Regions from separate parts of the Mus musculus genome. Here regions 1 and 2 are each linked to region 3. Evidence: chromatin loops called from intact Hi-C (ENCODE). Cell type or tissue: heart. All regions are shown on one strand.

The links. Peaks named below come from ENCODE experiments on the same cell type or tissue, not always from the same donor. Only the 100,000 strongest peaks of a DNase experiment are listed, where the experiment ranks them.
Region 1: a loop joins it to region 3, with 2.2 times the contacts of the local background. A loop is called at or near these places in 2 of 42 quality-filtered maps.
Region 2: a loop joins it to region 3, with 2.1 times the contacts of the local background. A loop is called at or near these places in 18 of 42 quality-filtered maps.

Annotation. Positions count from the first base shown.
Region 1 is chr7:81,133,534-81,136,033 of GRCm38, reverse strand. All of the region lies in intron 8 of Slc28a1 (solute carrier family 28 (sodium-coupled nucleoside transporter), member 1), which reads right to left. Among named protein-coding and RNA genes, the nearest start is that of Slc28a1, 20 kb to the right of the region's middle. In heart, a CTCF peak has its summit at 1,063; DNase peaks (open chromatin) are centred at 1,283, 1,923 and 2,413; H3K4me3 peaks cover 649 bases; H3K27ac peaks cover 1,889 bases.
Region 2 is chr7:81,056,224-81,058,723 of GRCm38, reverse strand. It overlaps Alpk3 (alpha-kinase 3), which reads right to left and starts at 1,124. Exons shown (of 14, transcript NM_054085.2): 1 at 952-1,124. The coding sequence starts at 1,094. In heart, no CTCF peak of the experiment used is centred here; DNase peaks (open chromatin) are centred at 86, 493 and 1,113; H3K4me3 peaks cover 1,616 bases; H3K27ac peaks cover 2,500 bases.
Region 3 is chr7:80,884,686-80,887,185 of GRCm38, reverse strand. No RefSeq gene overlaps it. Among named protein-coding and RNA genes, the nearest start is that of Gm32112, 7.5 kb to the left of the region's middle. In heart, a CTCF peak has its summit at 1,296 (motif pointing left); no DNase peak of the experiment used is centred here.

The DNA of each region.
Region 1 (2,500 bases), 250 kb before region 3:
CAGCAAAGAAGGCACTACTCCCAAACACTTACACCCCTGTATGCCAGAGCTGTGAGGAATTTGGTTTTCCTTTCCTTTCCTTTCCTTTCCTTTCCTTTCCTTTCCTTTCCTTTCCTTTCCTTTCCTTTCCTTTCCCTTTCTTTTTTTCTTTCTTTCTTTCTTTCTTTCTTTCTTTCTTTCTTTCTTTCCTTCCTTCCTTCCTTCCTTCCTTCCTTCCTTCCTTCCTTCCTTCCTTCCTTCCTTCCTTCTTTCTTTCTTTTTCTTTCTTTCTCTTTCTTTTCCTTCCTTCCTTTTCTTAATTTGCCCATTGGGTAAAAGGGTCTAGGGCTGAGAGGGAACTCTGGGTGGGGACTGCATTTGGAAGCTGGTTCATGAGAAATGCAGTTGAGACTTTCAAGATAGCTCAGCAGGTAACGGCTTGCTACCAAGCCTGATGACCCAAGATCTACCCTGGAGAACCCCACAGGGTAGGACAGAAGCAGCTCCCACAAATTGTCCTCTGACGTCCACGTATACATCGTGTCACACACAACACACCTCCCCAACGCATACCTAGAAAATTAATTAATTAAAAGTAAAAGAAAAAAAAACGGTGATGAGGTCCAGTTGAAGCAACAGAATAAACAGCACTCACAGAAACCCGCTGAAGTGTGCAGAGCAGGACCCTGCAGCCTGCATGGCTAAAGAGAGAGGAGCATAGTGTCTAGGAGACCCAGGACACCAGTTAGAGCGGCTAAAAGGAGAAGGACAGAGGCCATGCAGGCACAGCCAATCATATTCGGGAGCCTCAGCACTTTGGCAAGACAAGTCTTGAGACAGACAGAGACTATGGCACTCAGGGCAGGCCTGGCCAGGTAAAAACAGTGTCAGAGGGAGGATGTGGACACAAACCAGAAGCCAAGTAACACTGAGAGGGAGCAAGAGACCCAGAGATGGTACCAACAGGCAGCACTTCTGGGAGGCCAGGCTGGCAGGGAGGGCCGAAGGGCAGGAGCTGGTTATTGTATTTTGAAAAGGGAGCGTCTTGCACAATCTCTCAGAACAAGTAGATGGTCCTAGGTGGCAGCAAAGATCTGCTCCCACAGCCCAGCTGTGGGGACGAGAAAGAAAAGAGCGGTGGACCTTCCCCTCCCTCTTCCCACCAACACCACAGGCCTCTCTAGACTTGCTCCACTTCCCACCTATTGCTGTGGCTTGCCTGCTGCTGGGGACATCACATGACAGGGAGCATAGATACTGCATTCAGAAACTCCGTTCCTGCCTTCTAACCCCTCCTTGCTAAGGCTTGGAGCTGGAGCTGCTCACAGCTCCGGGGGTGACGTCATTCTGCTCTCCCAGAAGCCAGATGTGAGTCTACTCAGCTGACGCGGTTGACTCTGTGAGGGACTCCAGGGCAACTGGCTGGCTACAGCCCCAGGCTGGAGCTAGGAGGACATGTCCAGGATGGCAGAGTGGGCATCGGAAAGTGTGTTCTAACTGTAGGCGGAGGCTGTTGGTGAGAGGGAAGCTTCATTTGGGGAGAAGGAGTGAATGGTGACGGAGGAAAGGGAAGCAAGGGGGTCTCTAGATGGCTCAGTGGTAAAGCATCTGCCTAGCATGTGTGGCGCAGGAGCTGCAGCACCACGAAGATAAGGAAAAAAAGCACAAAGGAAAATGAGAAGAAAAGAAGGGAGAGGAAAGGAGGGGGCAGGAGGGGAGGGATAGAGGGAAGGGGGAAGGCAGGCAGGCTCCAATTTTCTAAGGTACGTTATGTTATAATGTCCCCGTGGCAAGTATGATCTCACAGCCCAGGAACCACCTCTGGAGAGCCTGGGGTGGTACACAAGCAGTGTGTGTAACTCAGGGCAGTGCTACTGAGGAAGGACTCTTAACTCCTACTATGTGCCTGGAAGGAAGTCCTACTGTGTGTCAGATACTCATTGCTATGTGCTGGCTCACTGATCCTCAAAGCAACTGAGGTGGCTATCACTATCTCCCCTTAAGCAATGGGGTACACTGAGGCTCTGAGGTGCAGGCCACCCATCCAAGGTCACACAGTTGAGAATGGGCAGAGACCACTCAGATGGCTGAGGCATCTGCTCTGGAGAAAGCTTGATTCTCTGCATTCAGGGCTGTGTGTGTCCCTGCTATAGGCGGAATTGTCCAGATTGATGTGATAAAACCAAAGCCCGGGTGACAGGCTCAGACGAGCCATCAGGAGGTGAAGCCCTCATGAATGGGGTCAGTTCCCCTTATGCAAGAGGCCCCAAAGTGCTCCCTCTGTCTTCGAGCACGTGAGGATGGGAGAGGAGTTGACCGTGACCAGGAAGAGGGATTCCTGATCAGAACATGACCCTGGGGGCTCTCTGCTGTCCCTTCCAGCTGCTAGAGCGCTAAGGAGTGGACTCCTGTTGTTTGTGAGCCAGTATGGCTATAGTTTTTAATAAGAGCATCCCACACTCTGAGGACCACGGCTCCAGAGTCTCCACTGTGCCACACCCTTGGAACAACTTCATCCTGC
Region 2 (2,500 bases), 170 kb before region 3:
TGTCTCAGAGAAGCAAGTTACGCAAGCTAAATTTTGGTGCTAAGAAGTAACAGCCTACTCCAAGGCCCACCCTGTTACATTTCCTTTTGGAAAATGGGCTCAGGAGCAGAGGGAAGCTGAGCTGCCCACAAGGGGCAGGAAGTTCCTGTCTCCGTGTCTCCAGGGCGATGCACTTGTTCTTGGGTGTCTGCATCTTGTTCTTAGAGTGTCTTTTGCAAGGCTTGCCTAGTGTCTGTGTATCCTTTGCAACTAGGGATAACCTAGCTCCTAAAACAAAGCCTTCCAATGTCTCTTTCTGCAAGGCCAATAAAGGGTTCACCAGTCCCACCCCTCCTGTGCCAGTTCAACCCCTACTGGGTCCCACTGGGCAGGGCAATTGACTCCTTCTGAGCTTCAAGCCACAGATCCTCCCTAGATCCCCAGACAAGGCCAACAAACAGCCACCTCCTGGCACCTTCCTCTCAACCAGACACAACACAGTGCAGGAAGGCCAAAGCCCTAGGCCCAGGGGAGGAACTTCAGTTATCACAAGGCCGATCTCGGACTCTAAGCTAAACAGCCTCTAATGGCTCCCCCCACACCCATCAACCAGCAGTCCCCTCCTTTGAAGCCTGAGGAATTTCAGCCACTCTGGATCCCCTTATCACTAACTGTGGAATTCAGCCCTGGGGTTAGCTTGGTGTGGGCGAGGGAGATAAGGAAAGGGCCCCTGTAAAATCACTCCAAACTATGGCCTTTCCCCTCTTGGGCCACACATTTGAAACCCTGGGGCCCTCAAGGGACCAAAAGGGTACCAAGAGGGTCCTCAGGGCCTTAGGGTTGAGAAAGTTTGAGGGCCCCGGTTTTACCCAGGCCTCCAGATTTCAGAGTGCTTTTGAGAGCCTGGCCACACCCGGCCACCACCCAAAGGACAGAGCAGCCTGGGGCAACCCAGGGCCCTGGGCGACTCACCTAGCCTCTGGCCGCACGCTAAGCAAGTAGCTGCGACTGGCTGGGCCGGGCGTCCACACCGGCCCGTCGTCCTCGCTATCTCCACCAGCTCCTGCTCGACCACCCAGGCCCCAGCCCCGGCCCGCGGCCCTCCGCGACCCCATGGCACCGCAGCCCCTGCCTCCAGCCCCGGCTCCTGCCCGACTCTGACGCGCGCCCCTATTTATAACCCGGGGCTGCTGTCACCTGCTGCTGTCCCTCCCCCGGTTTAGGCAGCTACTCAGCCTAACCCGGGAGCCAGGGAGGCCTGCAGAGAAACTCCGTGAATGCCGACCCAGAGACAGAAAGAAAGGGTCCTTAGAACCCCAGCCTCCTCACAACTTTCTTCTGGCTTTCTTTCAGTTTTTAGAGAAACAAGTAGAACGAGGGTAGAGAAGAGTTCCTAGGGGAGGAGAGCTTAAGATAGATCCTGAAAGGGGCCACACTGACAGCCACCAGCCAGTGGTCTGTGGGCCACTACTTAAGACATACTCTGTCACCTCTATCAGTGACCTCCCTCTATCCAAAGGAGCCCAAGATTCCTGGGTATACATTGTGTGTCTCCCCCAAACCCTTAGCAGTATCTAGCATAGATTAGTGGTTCATCAAAGGCTTCTAGAATAATCCAACCTCTTCCATCCCTTCAGGCTCCATTTCCTAAGGTCAGAAAATGGGCCAAGTCCTAATGCTTAGAAAAACGATTCTATCCTTCACCGTTCCCAGAGCAAGCTGCTAAGCACAGCTTAAACCTGGCGCTTAGTTTTTGGGAGTGACCACAGTGGGTTTATCTGTCCCTGACCACAGACCTAACCTGGGCCAATCAAAGGTCTTCACCGAAATATTTGTTTATTCTCTCTCTCAGTCCTGGCTTCAAGGCAATTGCTGAGACTACAGGTGTGTGCCTTCATTCCTGACTTACCAAAACACTCTTTAAAAAAAAAATGCATTCCCTATATTTTCTTTTCTTTCCTGCCTCTAAGCTCTCCTTTGCTCTCCTGCTCACTCTATTTCAATTTCATGGCCTCTTTTTCTTTAATTCTTGTTACAAATATTTCTTTAATTGTTGTTACACCACACACACACACACACACAACCTGCCCAGTCTGTATAATGTTACGTGTGTGTATATCTTCAGGCTGACCGTTTGGTACTGGATAACCAGTTGGTCTGCTTCCCCTTGGGGAAGACTGTTTCTCTGGCTCTCAGCATTCCTTAATTGCCTATAGTTATTTGTTTAGGTTTGAGGCCCTGTGAACTTTCCCTGTTCCATGACAGCACGGTTACTTGTATCATCCCTCATCAGGTCATGTTTAGGCAGCATGTCTAGGTGTTGGTGAGACTTCATGTATATAATTTCTGACATTTCTAGGAGATACACTGTTACCGAAACTTCTTGTTTCTACAGTCTTCCCCCTTTCTCTTCAACAATGATCCCTGAGCCTCGGGTGGAGGAGTTGTGTTGTGAGCACACGCCCCCATTCATCTTTGTTCTTGAGTCTTCTGAAGATGCATGCCTTAAGATCCCTCTAGC
Region 3 (2,500 bases):
GCACGCCTTTAATCCCAACACTTGGGAGGCAGAGGCAGGCAGATTTCTGAGTTTGAGGCCAGCCTGGTCTACAGAATGAATTCCAGGACAGCCAGAGTTACACAGAGAAACCCTGTCTCAAACAAACAAACAAACAAACAGAAACAGACAAGAAGACACCTTTGCTATGGAGTAAAGAAAACCCCTTCGAATAAATAGTCTTTGTGAGCCACCCTGCTCTTGTAGTTGGTGGAGAGCTTGGTTGCGCTGTATTTCAGGATAGGAGGTAAATATTTCCCCAGAACCTATCCCCCTGACTAGCAACTCAGGGTCCCTAATTCTGCCCTTGGGGCTGTGTCTCTTACTGTTCCAAGCACTCTGGAGAGGAGAGCTTACCCCGATCTTCTCCGCTACCCAAAGGTTGGGACCCAGCCTCTGGGTCCCTGAAGTCTCCTCTGACCCTTTGTTTCCATACCATTCACCCTTTGGTGCTGCTCCCTAGGAGTCCCCTGTGGCAGAGAAGGCTTCCTAGCACCTCTAAAGCATCAAAGATGTCAGCAAGCACCCAGGAAGACTCATCGGGAGGGTCTTAGCCTCAAAGGTGCTTGCTTCTGGCTTCGCAGCAGTTGGGCTGCAGGCTTTTGAATCAGTAGTGATGCTGTTCCCGGGTCCATGGTGCTAAAACTTGTAGCAAGCCCGCTCTAGCCCAGTTCCCTCTGCAGTTCTGATGGCAGGTGGGGCTTTTCTTGGATATAAGGCTCACTGAAATGTCCCAGAACCCCTTGGTTTCTGCAGCCCTTGTGTGTTCCTTCTCCCTTCTGATTCTCCCAGCCCTGGCACTCCTCCCGATTCAAGGCTGTGCGGCTTTTTCTATGCCAGTGTTACACACAAGCCAGTCGTTTAGAAAGAGAGAACTTCAACTGAGGAAAATGCCCCCACCAGACTGGCCTGTGGGCAAGCCTGTAGGCATTTTTTAGTTGATGATAGAAACCATAAGGCAAAAAAGGCCTTGGCTGTTCTCAACTGATACCAGACCAGGCTCTGCCCTTAACCAGCTGCTGGTAACTCTCCCTGACAGATGTGATGTAGCCCTTACCTTTAATTCCAGTACTTGGGAGGCAGAGGCCAGCCAAGTATAGAGAGAGTTTCAGGACAGCCAGAGCTACACACAGAAAATAATAATAATAATAATAATAAATTATGGTCTGGAGAGATGTCTCAGAGGTTAAGAGCACTGGCTGCTCTTCCAGAGGTCCTGAGTTCAATTCCCAGCAACCACATGGTGGCTCCGTATAATGAGATCTGGTGCCCTCTTCTGGCCTGCAGACATACATGCAGGCAGAATGCTCTATACATAGTAAATAAATCTTTAAAAAGAAAAAAAAAAAAAAAGGTAATTCATCCAGTGGGACTCAGGGGCCACAGTGCTCAGGTCTTCCCTGCTGCAGAGGAGAGAGTGGTAGACCTGTGATTAGCATAAATCAGGACCTCTGCTCAAGAAACAGGGGCTGGAGAGATAGTTCAGCACTGTTGCTCTTAAGGAGCACGAGGGGTCGATTGCCAGCACCCACATGGTGGTTCACAACCATGCTTAATACCTCCAGTTCCAAAGATCCTGACACTCTCTTCAGGCATCTTTGTCCACTAAGGCATGCACAGCCTGTAAGCAAAACACATGTGCACTTTTTTAAAAAATATTTTTAAAATATTTTTTAAAGAAAGTAGCGTGGGTAGGAAGGGAAGGGAAAGATCCTCTTCACTGCTGAATGGTATTTGACTTTCTGTTTCTTTTGAAGTAGGACTGAGGAAAGGAATGAATTTTTAAATCTTAACATAGAAATGTTTAAGGATTGGAGAGATAGATCAGCAGTGAACACTGTGTGCTGTCCTGGAACTCACTCTGTAGACCAGGCTGGCCTCGAACTCAGAAATCCGCCAGCCTCTGCCTCCCAAGTGCTGGGATTAAAGGCGTGCACCACCACTGCCCGGCTAGTCTAGTCTTGGCTCCCTGCAGAGACCAGCCCTCAGAACATCTAAAGCTGTACACTCTCCAGTCAGTCTGCTTGAGGACACCAAGCTTCCGCTATCCAGACTGTAGGATAAGCAAATTCATTTGAAAGGAGCAGCAAAGTGCAGCACAGCTCGGGTGGCCCAGGGCGTGTTTCACTCCTCCACATCAAGAAGCCAGAAAGATGAGTGAGTTCAGAGGCAGGCTCTGCCCTTCAAGCTTTGGCAAGTCTCATGCCAGAGCCACAGCCTCCTGTCTGGATCCTGTCTTGATGCTGCTATCTGCCAGATCTGGACCTCCTGGGGAAGGACCATTTGGAACTGTTCTGAAGGAAGCAACTGTAGTATCGTCTCTTTAGAATTCTTTGGTTTTAGCCACTAGCATCATTGGTTTAGCACAGCATCTGCTGGAGTGTGTGGGCCTGGAAGGATCCTGATGCCTCTTGCTACTGCAACCCTGTGAATTCCATTAGATCACAGGGTCAGAGGCAAGGGCCCTGCTGTCTGCCCTGCT